Regions from separate parts of the Homo sapiens genome. Here region 1 is linked to region 2. Evidence: chromatin loops called from intact Hi-C (ENCODE). Cell type or tissue: PC-3. All regions are shown on one strand. Each heading gives the region's core, and the rest is flanking DNA. Links, peaks and the distances in the headings are about the cores only. Region 1 overlaps TMCO4 (transmembrane and coiled-coil domains 4). Region 2 overlaps LOC105376823 (a long non-coding RNA gene).

Region 1 (5,000 bases), core at 1-5,000, 130 kb before region 2:
ACAGTGCCAGGCTCCCACCCTGACCTATTAGCATTTCCCACCAACCCACCTGGGGGGCCTCTTACGTGGGCTGCAGAGACACCAGATGCCACCGTTTCTAGACACCCCTGAGAGCCCCGCCTTTGCCCATGCTGGCCGACCCTCTGGAATGCCCTGCCCTAGTCCAGCTGCCGTCTGCCAAATACAGCATAGTGGTTAGGAGTGAGGGCTCCAGGGCCAGACTCCCTGGGCCTGAATCCTGGCTCTGGCACTTAGGATTCTTGTGGCTTCACCTCTCAGCCTCAGTTTTCTCATCTGAAGCAGGGAGACTGGTGGAACCTCCCTCCTGTGGCTGCAGTGAGGGAGGAATGTGATCACACTTGCAAGTGCTTGGAACACAGCCTGGCACCCGGTGGATCTGCACTAGCTCGTGGGCACAGCAGCATGTGCCTGATTCCCTCACCCAAAGTCCAGCTCCTTCATCTTCCTGACCACTCACAGTGCACTGGGCACTGTGCTGGGCACTAGGGGGGCGGCAGGGCTCAAGGCAGACCCTGCCTACCTGGACTTCACATCTAATGTGAGGCTGGAGAGCGGACACAAAATGACAAGTTCTGACATCTACACAACACTCACCACAGTTCCCTGTGCACAGTAGGTCCTCAGGTTGGAATTCAGAGGACATTTACTGAGTGTACCCAAACTGGGGCCAGGAATTCTCACATTCGTTATGTCATCCCCCCATGATCCTTTGAGATAAGTGTACAAAGCTCATATCCTTTGAGGAAGCTGAGGCCCAGAGAGGTTAAGTGACTAGCCCAAGGTCCGACAGCCAGTCAGTGGCAAAGCTAGGAGCCAAATCCAGGTCTGCCTAATATCAAAACCCAAAATCTCAGCTATGGGCCATGAGGATCCAGGGGTGGGAGCAGCGAGCAGGAAAGATGCTGGAAGGAAGCTGCTTTGGGAACCATCCCCCAAAAGGCTGTAGTGCAGGAACTTCCCAGTGTCACACAAACCAGCCCTGTCACCAAGAAGCCACCTGCCTCCCTCTTCCCTCTTTCCAGTTTCCAGCCTCACATTCTGGGGACAGCTGAGAGTCGACCTCACTTCCGGTTACCACAGCCAAATGGTTCATGGTAATTAATTCAATTTGTTTGGCAGGGGAATTAAAGTCTTGCCTGTACTAACGATCTTAAGTTAACATAGCATTTATGCTAACTGGAGGCAGAGACATGCCCTCTGAATGAAGAATTGGTTCTATTAATAAGACTACATCTCTCTAGGTAACGAGCCTGGCAGATAGACGGTTTGCTGCCAGAGAGGGAAAGATGACAAGGAAAGAAGCAAAATGATGACAGCAGAGAGGATGGCAACTTTTCAAAGGCTTCCCTGGGAAAAGTAGATTTGGAGAGCAGGGAGGAGTCTGCATTGGCCGACAACCAGCACCGATGGCCAGATACACGAATGAGGTCAACTTGGACCTCCTGGGTGTTCCAGCTCTGACTACAACTGCATGACTAAGCCCAGGCAGGAGAGGCAAATGGTCTTGCCAACTCATAGAATCGTGAGAAATGATCAGTTATTGCTGCTTTTGGCCACCGTGTTTGGAGAGGCCGTTTTGCAGCAACAAATAACAATCATGGTGGAGGGCAAAGGAGAAGTAAAGGCACGTCGTACATGGTGGCAGGCAAGAGAACGCGTGCAGGGGAACTGCCCTTTATAAAACCATCAGCTCTCATGAGACTTATTCACTATCATGGAAACAGCATGGGGAAAACCCACCCCCCTGATTCAATTACCTCCCACCGGGTCCCTCCCATGACCCATGTGGATTGTGGGAGCCACAATTCAAGATGAGATTTGGGTGAGGACACAACCAAATCATATTAAGCTCCAATCCTTCTCTCCCATCCACCCTCCACTCCCAGGTTCAACAATTTCTCTCTGAGTTCCTCCTCTTGCCTTCAGAGTCCTGCCGCTGCTACCTTCCACTGAGAGGAGGTGAGCCCATGTTCCAGGAGCAGTGAACCACTCCAAGTGCCCCAGGCTCGGCAACTCACTCTCCCAACCAGCCCCTCCACAGGCAGCCCCTGCTGACAGATCTGTCCAAAACCAGCATTCTGCCCTGGAGACCTCACCTACCCAAGGCCAGGAGCAGCAGCCCTCAAGCTTTTCACTGCCTTGCACAGAAAGGATGACACTGGAGGCATGACACACTCCCAAAGGTGTCTGTGTGTGGTTGAATGGTGAACCCCCAGAAGATATGTCCACCCAGAACCTGTGAATGCGACCTCATCTGGTAAAAGGGTCGTTGCAGATATAATTAAGTAAATGATCTTGACATGGGATCACCCTGGATGAGAGTGGGCCCTAAATCCAATGACTCTGTCTGTCCTTATGAGAGAAGACAACAGGCAGAGACTGGAATGACATGTCTACAAGCCAAGGAATGCTAAGGACTGCTGGCAGCCACAAGAAGTTGGAAGAGACAGGAAAAATCCTCCACTAGAGCCTTCAGAGGGAAAGTGCACCTGCCAACACCTTAATTTTGAATTTCTTGTCCCCTTCATTCCCACTTGGGAAAGTGCATTAGAACACAAAAGCCAGTGTCATTATTACAGGATGGTCCATCTTGCATCTACTCTAATGTATGTATATAAAATCATTTCCCCAAGGTTGATGACGATTTTTCTTGATTTTTAAACTATTTTTAACTTTTAACTATTATTTCTAAGAACTGGGAACACATTTTGCAAGGCTCATGGCCCCTGGCCCAGAACATCTGTCCCTGGGAACAAGCTTGTGAAGGGTTTCCGTCTGTGACAATAATCCATGCTCACCTTTCTCTTGAGCCATCTCCTGCAGACAGAAGTAGATGACTCTGGCTCCCAGGCTGAAGCCAATCAAGGTGACAGGTCGTCGCCCCTGAAGGGAAAAAGGACACAGGTGTCTGGAAGGAATACTGCCAGTTCTAGCAAAACATCAGGCCTGAGGAGGGCAGCCTTTGCACATTCCTTACCACCTGATTCTCATCTAATGAATCATGCATGTGCTGTTCCGGTCCCTGAGCGCTGATGTCTTAATCAGCAGAGTCAGGACCCTCATTTATGCAGGAGTGCACCTGCTGCTGGAATTGGCTTCCTCCAAGGCCAACAGGCAGCCCCCGGCTGGGTTAATTCCCTTTCATCTCAAATCATTATCCAGCCACCGTCTCATCTTCCCCAGGAGACAGGGCTAGTCAATTACAAGAGCAACTTCCCTTGCACTGATCTGCCTTGCGGCAAATGGCTGCAGTGCTGCGGGACCCCTTCCGGAGCTGGGGAGATTAGACAGAAGGCACCCCCAGGTGTGAGGGGTAAAAAGGCAAGAGTGACAAGGGAGGGACAACAGTTCAGTTTCTAGATAGGAAGGTGGGGCACAAAATATTGGCTCTAAGTGATAAGATAAGGTAGTAAGTCAGATGGAAAGAGGAATTTTCTGACTCAAGGACTTGTAAGAAAAGGTAACTGATCATGTCAAGACTCTAAAGAAAATGAAAGTTATCTGGGGGTGTTTGGGTACAAGCTTACATGGAAGGAGAGGAGGGGAGTGGATGAGCTCTGGAGGCCCAGCCTGGTTTTACCAGTCTATTCCTTTTCCTTGGTTTTGTGCCAATACACGTATTCCACATCCCCACACCACTCCACTTACCACAGTAGAAAATCCTCTGTTAAACAGTATTCGAATCCTGCAGGAGCTTTGTGCCAACCCTGCTGGCCACTGCCCAATATCATTCTCCCCTTTGTCCTTTACTCCTGAGTTTGACTGGGCACACGGCCACCCAGCCAAAGACGAAGTTTCCCTGACTCCTCCGTAGCTTGAGGTGGCCACAGGGCTGAGACTTAGCACAGGGCAAGGAAAGGGGATCCTCCCTAAGGCATGCATTTTTGCCTTTTGACCTCCAGAGCTGTAAAATAGTACATTTGTTTTCAGCTGGTAAATTTGTGGTAATTTGTAACAGTGGCAGCAGGAAACTAACACATCATCTTGCTCCAGATATTGACACCCAGACTCTTACTTGGGAGAGAACAAAATTCTATCTTGTCTAAGCCAATGCCACTTTGGCCTTTGCCTTAGAGTCAAGCCTGCCGAAGGATTTTCTGTTTCTTTTGACAAAGACGCAGGGATTGAAGGGGGTGGCCAGTTGCTCAAGCAGTTTAGCTGCATGGCAGAAACTGCTAGTTGTCATCCCTCAATATCCATCCTCCCTTTTTTCCATAGTAATTGAATTTCAGCTGGGTTCATCATCACTCAGAATAAATACTATATTTCCCAGCTTCTGTGGCAGCTAGGAATGGTCATGTGACTAGGCTCTGGCCAGTGAGACACCAACTGAAATGTTGTAAGGCTTTGCTGTTTCTTCTTCAGTTCTTCCTTTCTCCTGCTCCCTGGAGCTCGGATGATGCCATCTTTGATACAAGGTCAAGACCCCAGAGCAACAAGGTAGCAGGAACCTGGGCCTCTGCACCATGGAAGGCTATTAGACAACCTTGCTAGGCTTCTCCAGGAAAATAAATTTCTACCTTGTTTAAGCCACTGTTATTTTGGGTTTTCTCCCACTTCCAGCCAAAACAAATCCTGACAATGCAGTCATTTCTGGTACTGCTTCTCAAGCTTTTGTCTCCATTCACTCAAGTTTTATTCTGAAGGGGATGGTTTTATTCTCTTGGTAAGTACATCTTTACTAGATTCAAATTTTAAAAGTATTATGATGATGTCTCTTCCTAACCATTTTACATGGTATTTAGACCACCAAAGATGACCTCACAAAGTAGCTTTATACTTCTGGGAAGGAACACCAGGCCACCAGCATGTGGGAATTCCATTGGTGGCCAGCTGAAGCACCTGGTCTCATTCACTTTACTGGCTTCACTGCAAACTGCGTCAGAGGTTTCCACTGAAATATCACCCAAATGAGCCCAGTGATTATCCTAAACACTTGAATGAAGAGCTGATACATAGGAGCCACTTTTGCTTCTGCC
Region 2 (8,128 bases), core at 3,129-8,128:
TGTTTTCTTCACAGTGCTATCACCATCTGAAATCATACACACATTTGTTTCTTTGTGTGTCGACTATCTCCCCAACTATAATATAAACTCCCTGAAAGCAGGGACCTGTCTATCTTGTTAGTATCCCAGTACCCATCATAGAATCTGGCATAGAGTAAATCCTTCATCAATTTTTGTGAAATAAATGAGCAGATATATCTACCAAATGCTGCTGAAGCAGATACATTCACTTACTCATTCTGATATTCATTCTCTCATGTACTTGCGGAGTCACATACTCATTCATTCATTCATTCATCTGTAGACTCTCAAAAGTCAGGGCCTCATCTGGGGATAAAGAGGTGATAGTTCTTGGTCTAAGAGTAGCTTGGGAAAACCTGACAGGCTTCCTGTAGGTGGTGATGTTAGAGCTGGAGGGAGTATTTTTGGGTTGGGGAAAGGGGTGTTATATTACTTCTTTGGACACTTTTACATTTTCACTTGATCTGTTCCCAAATGCATTGCTCTCACTACCTTTGTAAACTACCATTGTTGGGAAGAAGACCAGCCTGGCTACCATTTTATGACTGCAAAGCTCTTGAATGTTACAAAGAATCTAAGGAGTATGTAATAGATTCACCATGGCACAAAGTGGGCTGGTCATTTCTGTCTGAGAGGGGAGTAAGGGCGGGTTCTAGCTTCATAGCAAAGTGCTAGTAGCTTTTGTTAGTCTATAATTAAGTGACTCAGCCACCCATGTGACAATCAGCCCATCTCAAATTCCTGATGCTACAGTAATGCCAATGTCACAGCTGTAAGCATGAGTGGACTGTCCCCAAGGAACAGTACTCAAAATCTTAAAAATCTGAGTTGTATTCTCCAGTTTTCTTTTTGGACAAGCCAAGCCAATGAGTATGGCAGCTATGTCAATTCCTGGTACCAATAATATGCTTATATAATGTCACGAATGACATACCTGACAGAATCAAAGTTAGGGTTGGCTGCTCTAGAAAGAAATAGTTGAACTTTTCCTATGAGAGGCTGCTCCAGCCCTAGAATTGTTGAGGTCTGGTGCTGATGAAAGCTTAGAGAACAGGCTTAGAGCAAAGGGCCAGGTGTTCCAAAAGTTGTTCACATCTTCTTTGGGATGCTTTTTATTTAAAAAAATACCACTGTAATAAAATTTTAATGTCTGAAATTTAGAAAAATACAAACATGCAAAAAATGCAAACAAAACAAAGTAAAAATCATGTCCAATTCTGAGAGCCCAGAGGTAATCAACTTAATTTGATGCCTATTCTTTCATTTTCTCTTTCTCTCTCTGCATGTATGTACGTGTGTGTCTTTTTCCAAAAATGGGAGCCCCACCTCTTTGCAAACTTCTCTTTTCACCCAATAACACATTGCATACACCGTTTCATTTCATTTGATCTGTCATTTTCTATGAGACTATTTTTATTGGTTACTGATTATTCTATGATATGGCGGAATTCCTTGTTTATTTGAAAAAGCCCCTATGGGGTAGCCATTTAAGTTGCTTGTCATCTTTCCCATGAAAATATATGCCTGAATGATTATTTCTGAGGCTAGGTATTGAGTCAAATGATGAGGAGTTTTAATTTAATTTAATTTTTTTGAGACAGAATCTTGCTCTGTTGCCTTGGCTGGAGTGCAATACCATGATCTTGGCTCACTGCAACCTCTGCCTCCCAGGTTCAAGTGATTCTTGTGCCTCAGCAGCCCGAGTAGCTGGCATTACAGGCATGTCCCACCAGTCCCAACTAATTTTTGTATTTTTTGTAGAGATGGGATTTCACCATGTTGGCCAAGCTTGTCTTGAATTCCTGGCCTCAAGTGATCCGTCTGCTTTGGCCTCCCAAAGTGCTGGGATTACAGGTGTGAGCCATCATGCCCTGCCTGGTGTGTACCTTTTAAATCATGGCATTTTTTTCACCAGAAAAATGGAGAAACTCTAGTTGTTCTAGCTGTGCAAATTGAAATAAAGGTTAATTTAAAGTGTGTGTGGGTGGAGAGACTGAGTGTAATATTATGATTAGCTGTAAATACAAAAATTAAATGCTCTTTTATTTGAATAGATCTACTGCAAGGGGGTCATTTTGACCGCAATTCTTTCTTGTAATGGAAAACTATAGAGATATTCACCTGGGAAGTAGTAGGTAGTGGAAACACCGGATTTCCCCTCCTTTCAGGATGTTTAGGTTTATGCTTTTGCATGTGACATTTTTTGTGAACTTTTAAATGGGCTTGGAAATCTTCTGCTTTATTTGAGAGATCCTCTCTCTAGGACTGGGTCTCTCCTAGACTTTACCGATATAATACGTACCCATTTATTCCTTTCATCTTCTCCAAGAAGAGAAACGAACACAGAGCCAAAGGAAGCAGCTTCCTAGGCTATCAGCAGATATGTCTTCTTTTTTTTTCTTTTCTTTTTTTTTTGAGATGAACTCTTGCTCTGTCACCCATGCTGGAGTGCAGTGGCGTAATCTTGGCTCACTGCAATCTCTGTCTCCCAGGTTCAAGTGATTCTCCTGCCTCAGCTTCCTGAGTAGCTGAGATTACAGGCGTCTGCCACCACGCCTGGCTAATTTTTGTATTTTTAATAGAGATGGTGTTTCACCATATTGGCCAGGCTGATTTCAAACTCCTGACCTTAGGTGAGCTACCCACCTTGGCCTCCCAAAGTGCTGGGATTACAGGCTTGAGCCACTGCATCCAGACCAGATTTATCTTCTTCACAGGACAGGCGTGTTCTCGAGGAGGGCTGAGAATGATTCCCAGCTACTCTACAGGACCAGTGGCTTGTATCAGCAGTCACAGTGAGATGCAGGGTTTTCATGGCTATGAGGAGTTTACTCTCTCATCAACCCTGTCCACCTTCAATAGTCAAAGGCAGTTCTCTGCCAACCCAGTCTGATCATAGGATTTCCTCCCATTTATAGGATACACACTATATGCCAGGCAGGTTATATCCATCAACTTGCAAGGTAGACATTTGTATCTCTATTTTGCAGATGAAGAGATAGAAACTGAACGAGGTGAATGACTTGCCCAGGGTCACACATTTAGGAAGTGGATGAGCCAGGATTCTGATTCAGCTCCATCTGATTCCAGAGCCCCTAAACTCTCGCCTCTATGCCTCATTGCCACTGTGACTTGTTACTATTCCTGTAACTTTGAACTCATCAGAGGTGGGTAGATTTTGACAAAGGAATTGTTATTTTTCGTTGTCTGTGTTTTATGGCTCCAGCAATGCCATTTTTCTACCAATCATACATGTTAATGGTCTGAAAAACTTGGTTTTATGGGTATAACCAAAGAATCCTGAGGACATATAAGTAAATGCCTTTATCTAAAAATGTGGGCTGGGGGCGATGACTCACACCTGTAATCCCAGTGCTTTGGGAGGCTGAGGTGGGAGGATGGCTTGAGGCCAGGTGTTTGAGACCAACTTGGGTAACATAGTGAGACCCTGTATCTACAAAAAAATTAAAAAATTAGCCAGGCATGATGGTGTGTGCCTGTAGTCCCAGCTACTTGGGGGGCTGAAGTGGGAGGATTGCTTGAGCCCAGGAATTCAAGGTTATAGTGAGCTATGATCATGCCACTGAACCCAGCCTGGGTAGCAGAATGAGACCTTGTCTCTCTAAAAAACATAAAGAATAAAAAATAAATTTGGGCTTCTGGCTCTGGTTGCCATGAAGAGAGGAACCTACTCATCCTTCAGGAATGAGTTCTGGGCTCTCTGGGAGCTTTTCCTGATGCTTCCGTCCTCCCCTCCAGTTCTGGATCAGATGCCTTAGAACTCTGAATCTGTCACTTGAGAGAGGCATCATAAAGAAATGTTCAGCTTTGACGTCTGCCTCTCCCAGATACAAGGGCCTTCTTATCAGTGCTGTCTGCCTTGAGTGCTCAACAGATGAGTCTGGGCTTATCTGGCAAAGTGATTTTCAGCTTTTCACTTCCTGCATCTGTCCATTCCACTCAATGGCCATTTCTGGGGCCTCCTGGGTGCCACGGATAACTAAGACAGAGTCTCCACCGCGGAAGATTCCTGTCTAGTGGAGTCAGGCAGATAGTAAATCTGAATATTTAATAGCAAAAAATTGAAAGTGAGTGAACAAAAGCTACATGTATCATCAACATGGATAAGTTTCAAAAATATACAGTTCAGCCGGGTGCGGTGGTTCAGGCCTCTAACCCAGCACTTTGGGAGGCCGAGGTGGGTGGATCACCTGAGGTTAGGAGTTCGAGACCAGCCTGGCCAACATGGCGAAACACTGTCTCTACTAAAAATACAAAAATTAGCAGGGCATGGTGGCATGTGCCTGTAATCCCAGCTATTTGGGAGGCTGAGGCAGGAGAATCGCTTGAACCTGGGAGGCAGAGGTTGTAGTGGGCTGAGATCACACCACTGCACTCCAGCCTGGGCAACAGAGTAAGACTCTGTCTCAAAAAAAAAAAAAAAACTATGTGTATATATATATACGTACATATAATCCTTTATAAACAATAAAAGTCATGGAAGATACATCTACCTTGGTCTCATTTATATAAAGTTAAAAATGCTAAACAATACTGCATATGATTTAGTGATACAAACCAATGTGCGATAAATACCAAAGTGATGATAGTAGTTATCTCAAGGTGATAGGGAGGAACTCCTGTTGGGGAGAGGTGGATAGCGGGCTTCAATTGTATATGTGACATCTTATTTCTCAGGGGAAGAGTGGGAGACATGTGAGTGTATGTGGCATTATTCTCTTTATATATTTGTAATTGCTAATACTTCACTTTAAAAGGTAGGCTCTAGGCCAGGCACGGTGGCTCACACCTGTAATCCCAGCACTTTGGGAGGCCGAGGCGGGTGGATCACGAGGTCAGGAGTTCAAGACCAGCCTAGCCAATATAGTGAAACTCATCTCTACTAAAAATACAAAAAATTAGCCAGGCGGGGTGGCGCATGCCTGTAATCCCAGCTACTCGGGAGGCTGAGGCAGGAGAATCGCTTAAACTCGGGAGGTGGAGGTTGTAGTGAGCAGAGATCATGCCACTGTACTCCAGCCTGGGTGACACAGCAAGACTCCATCTCAAAAAAAAAAAAAAAAAAAAAAAAAGGTAGGCTCTAAAGAAATACACACAAATATACACATGTAGTCTCATCCTTGTTTTATATTTTAAAATAATTTTATGTTTGTCGTGGAGAAAAGGTGGGAGGAAATATTAGGTTAAACCGTATGAAATTGTCATTTTTGTAGGCTGAAAATTGTCAAATATCAGCAATTTCATATGGTTCAACCTAACACATCAAAATGGCAACAATCATTATTCCTGAGAGTGCAAGTATGGGTGATTTTGTTTTCTTTTAAATTTTTAATGTCTTTTTTGGTTTTCTATCATGAGCAGGTATTTCTCTTTTTTTTTTTTTTTTTTTTTTTTTTTGTGACAGAGTCTCGCTCTGATGCCCAGGCTGGAGGTCAATGGCGCGATCTCAGCTCACTGCAACCTACGCCTCCCAGGTTTAAGCGATTCTCGTGCTTCAGCCTCCTGATTAGCTGGAACTACAGGTGATCGCCACAACGCATGGCTAATTTTTGTATTTTTAGTAGAGACAGGGTTTCACCATGTTGCCTAGGCTGGTCTTGAACTCCTGACCTCAGTTGATCCACCCACCTCGGCCTCCCAAAGTGCTGGGATTATAGGCATGAGCCACCGCTCCCGGCCAACATGTATTTTTCATATCAGAAAAATATCCATGTATATTGAGAGAAAAGAGAGGAAGTTGTTGGGCCCACCTTGGGGATGGGACTTCATGCCCGGCAGTGTGGGATGATGAAGGGAGAGAGGGCTGTGTTCGAGTTCCTGCTCTGCTAGTAACCAGCTAATGTGACCAACAAATCCACTTTACCTTCTTGGGACCTCAATCTCTCCATCTATAAAACAGCAAAGTTGGAAAAGGATCATTTCCAATGTGCTTTTATGTTCTATAAGCCTTTTTTGCTTTATGCCAAGTCTATTCCCTTAGACGTGGGGGAAAGTCGAGTTGACGGCAGTTCATCTCCACATCACAAAATATGTCTTTCTGCTGCCCCCTCGTGTGGCCTGTGGAACAGCCTTCCACTTCCCGTCACCTGGTTAGTTCATTTGTGCCCCAGGGTGGGGTCCTGGCACAGGTGCTGATGATGCAGTTGTAAATAATGAGTTTACACAGGATGACGATGACTGCAAATACTGTGGGCCATTAGGATCTCTGGCACAGACACCAAACAAAGACATTGCTATGGAGCTGTAAAAGATAAATCCCACAGCTCGAGGTCCAGCAAGTTCACTGAATGAGCATGAGGAAGAGGAGTCCTCCACTGCCACCCCATAACCATATTTTCCCCATTAAGGGCCAATGATGAAATGGATCAAGTGAGGGTCACATACAAACAATAGCTGTTGTTTTATTGTCCTTGAGAGAAATGCAGAATGTTCTCTTTCTTTCTTTCTTTCTTTCTTTCTTTCTTTCTTTCTTTCTTTCTTTCTTTCTTCCTTCCTTCCTTCCTTCCTTCCTTCCTTCCTTCCTTCCTTCCTTCCTTTCTTTTTTGAGACGGAGTCTCGCTCTGTCACCTAGGCTGGAGTGCAGTGGCGTGATCTCAGCTTAATGCAACCTCTGCCTGCCGGGTTCAAGCAACTCTCTGCCTCAGCCTCCCAAGTAGCTGAGATCACAGGCGGCAGCCACTATGCGCAGCTAATTTTTGTATTTTAGTAGAGATGGGTTTCCACCATCTTGGCCAGGATTGTCTTGAACTCCTGACCTTGTGATCCACCTGCTTCAGCCTCCCAAAGTGCTGGGATTACAGGCGTGAGCCACAGTGCCTGGCCAGGTTTCTAGCAATTTCTAGTGGCTAGGAAAAGGAATGATGAAGGATATTAAACCCTTCACTTCACACATATGAATAATTTAGTATATGTAATATAGTTTGGTCTTATAGCCATTTAGGAGAAAGTAGAGAGAATGGGCAGTGGTGAGGAAGGAAACAAAAAAAAGCCCAGAAATTAAGGGAAAGAGGAGGAGGGAAACTAACACTTACGGTGCCAGGGACTTTGCTGGAGTTGTGATATCAATACTTCAGAACAATCCGGAGAAGAAGCCCCAACTGCTCTCATTTTTTCCACACAAAGAAACTAGAGCTCAGAAAGATTATGGAAAACAATGCTGGCCACACAGCTTGTAAGAAGTGGGAACTGGACTCAATTCTGTCTGACCACTCCAAAACCTGTTGTTTTATTTTTTATTTTGGTCCACCCTATGCTAAGTGGGTGAGATAAAAGGAGCACTGGAAATGCAGAGGAAGAGGAGGAAGTTGGAGAGGGAAAGTGGGACAGGCAGAGGCACACGGAGGATGACCCACGGCCATCAAGAACAGGAACTGCCGGCAGAAAGAGACAGGGGAGGCTGGGCGCGGTGGCTCATGCCTGTAATCCCAGCACTTTGGGAGGTCAAGGCAAGCGGATCCCCTGAGGTCAGGAGTTCAAGACCAGGCTGGCCAACGTGGTGCAATTCCATTTCTATTAAAAATACATACAAATTAGCCAGGTGTGGTGGCATGTGCCTGTAATCCCAGCAACTTGGGGAGGCTGAGGCAGAAGAATCGCTTGAGCCCAGGAGGCGAAGATTGTGGTGAGTCGAGATTGCACCACTGTACTCCAGAGTGGGTGACTGAGCAAGACGCCATCTCAAAAAAAAAAAAAAAAAGAGAGAGAGAGAAAAAGGAGTCAGAGAATTCCACATGTGTGTGCGCGTATATGCAAACACACACATGCCCTCAACATCACTATCACTATCACCACCATCACCATCACCACCACCACCACCATCACCACCACCACCATCACCACCACCACCACCACCACCACCACCATCACCACCACCACCATCTAAGCAGAAGCAGAAACACAGGGTAACTGAAAGAGGGAAAAAAAGACTTTTGCTGATAACATTCTTCCCTGTGCCCTGTTAGGATACTGTCATGGAAGGTAATTGATATGGTTAGGCTCTGTGAACCCACCCAAATATCATCTTGAATTATAATCCCCATAATCCCCACGTGTTGAGGGAGGGACCGGGTGGGAGGTGATTGGATCA

Evidence for each region. Peaks named below come from ENCODE experiments on the same cell type or tissue, not always from the same donor. Only the 100,000 strongest peaks of a DNase experiment are listed, where the experiment ranks them.
Region 1: it touches region 2 in a loop (6-fold over the local background); 4 of 110 quality-filtered maps call a loop at or near these places.

The regions. Positions count from the first base shown.
Region 1 is chr1:19,734,553-19,739,552 of GRCh38, forward strand. TMCO4 (transmembrane and coiled-coil domains 4) reads right to left here. Exons shown (of 16, transcript NM_181719.7): 13 at 2,820-2,904. Among named protein-coding and RNA genes, the nearest start is that of TMCO4, 63 kb to the right of the region's middle. In PC-3, for the core only: a CTCF peak has its summit at 2,976 (motif pointing right); DNase peaks (open chromatin) are centred at 1,469 and 2,999; H3K27ac peaks cover 4,167 bases.
Region 2 is chr1:19,866,253-19,874,380 of GRCh38, forward strand. All of the region lies in intron 1 of LOC105376823 (a long non-coding RNA gene), which reads right to left. Among named protein-coding and RNA genes, the nearest start is that of OTUD3, 12 kb to the right of the region's middle. In PC-3, for the core only: a CTCF peak has its summit at 6,088 (motif pointing left); DNase peaks (open chromatin) are centred at 3,769 and 6,189; H3K27ac peaks cover 3,250 bases.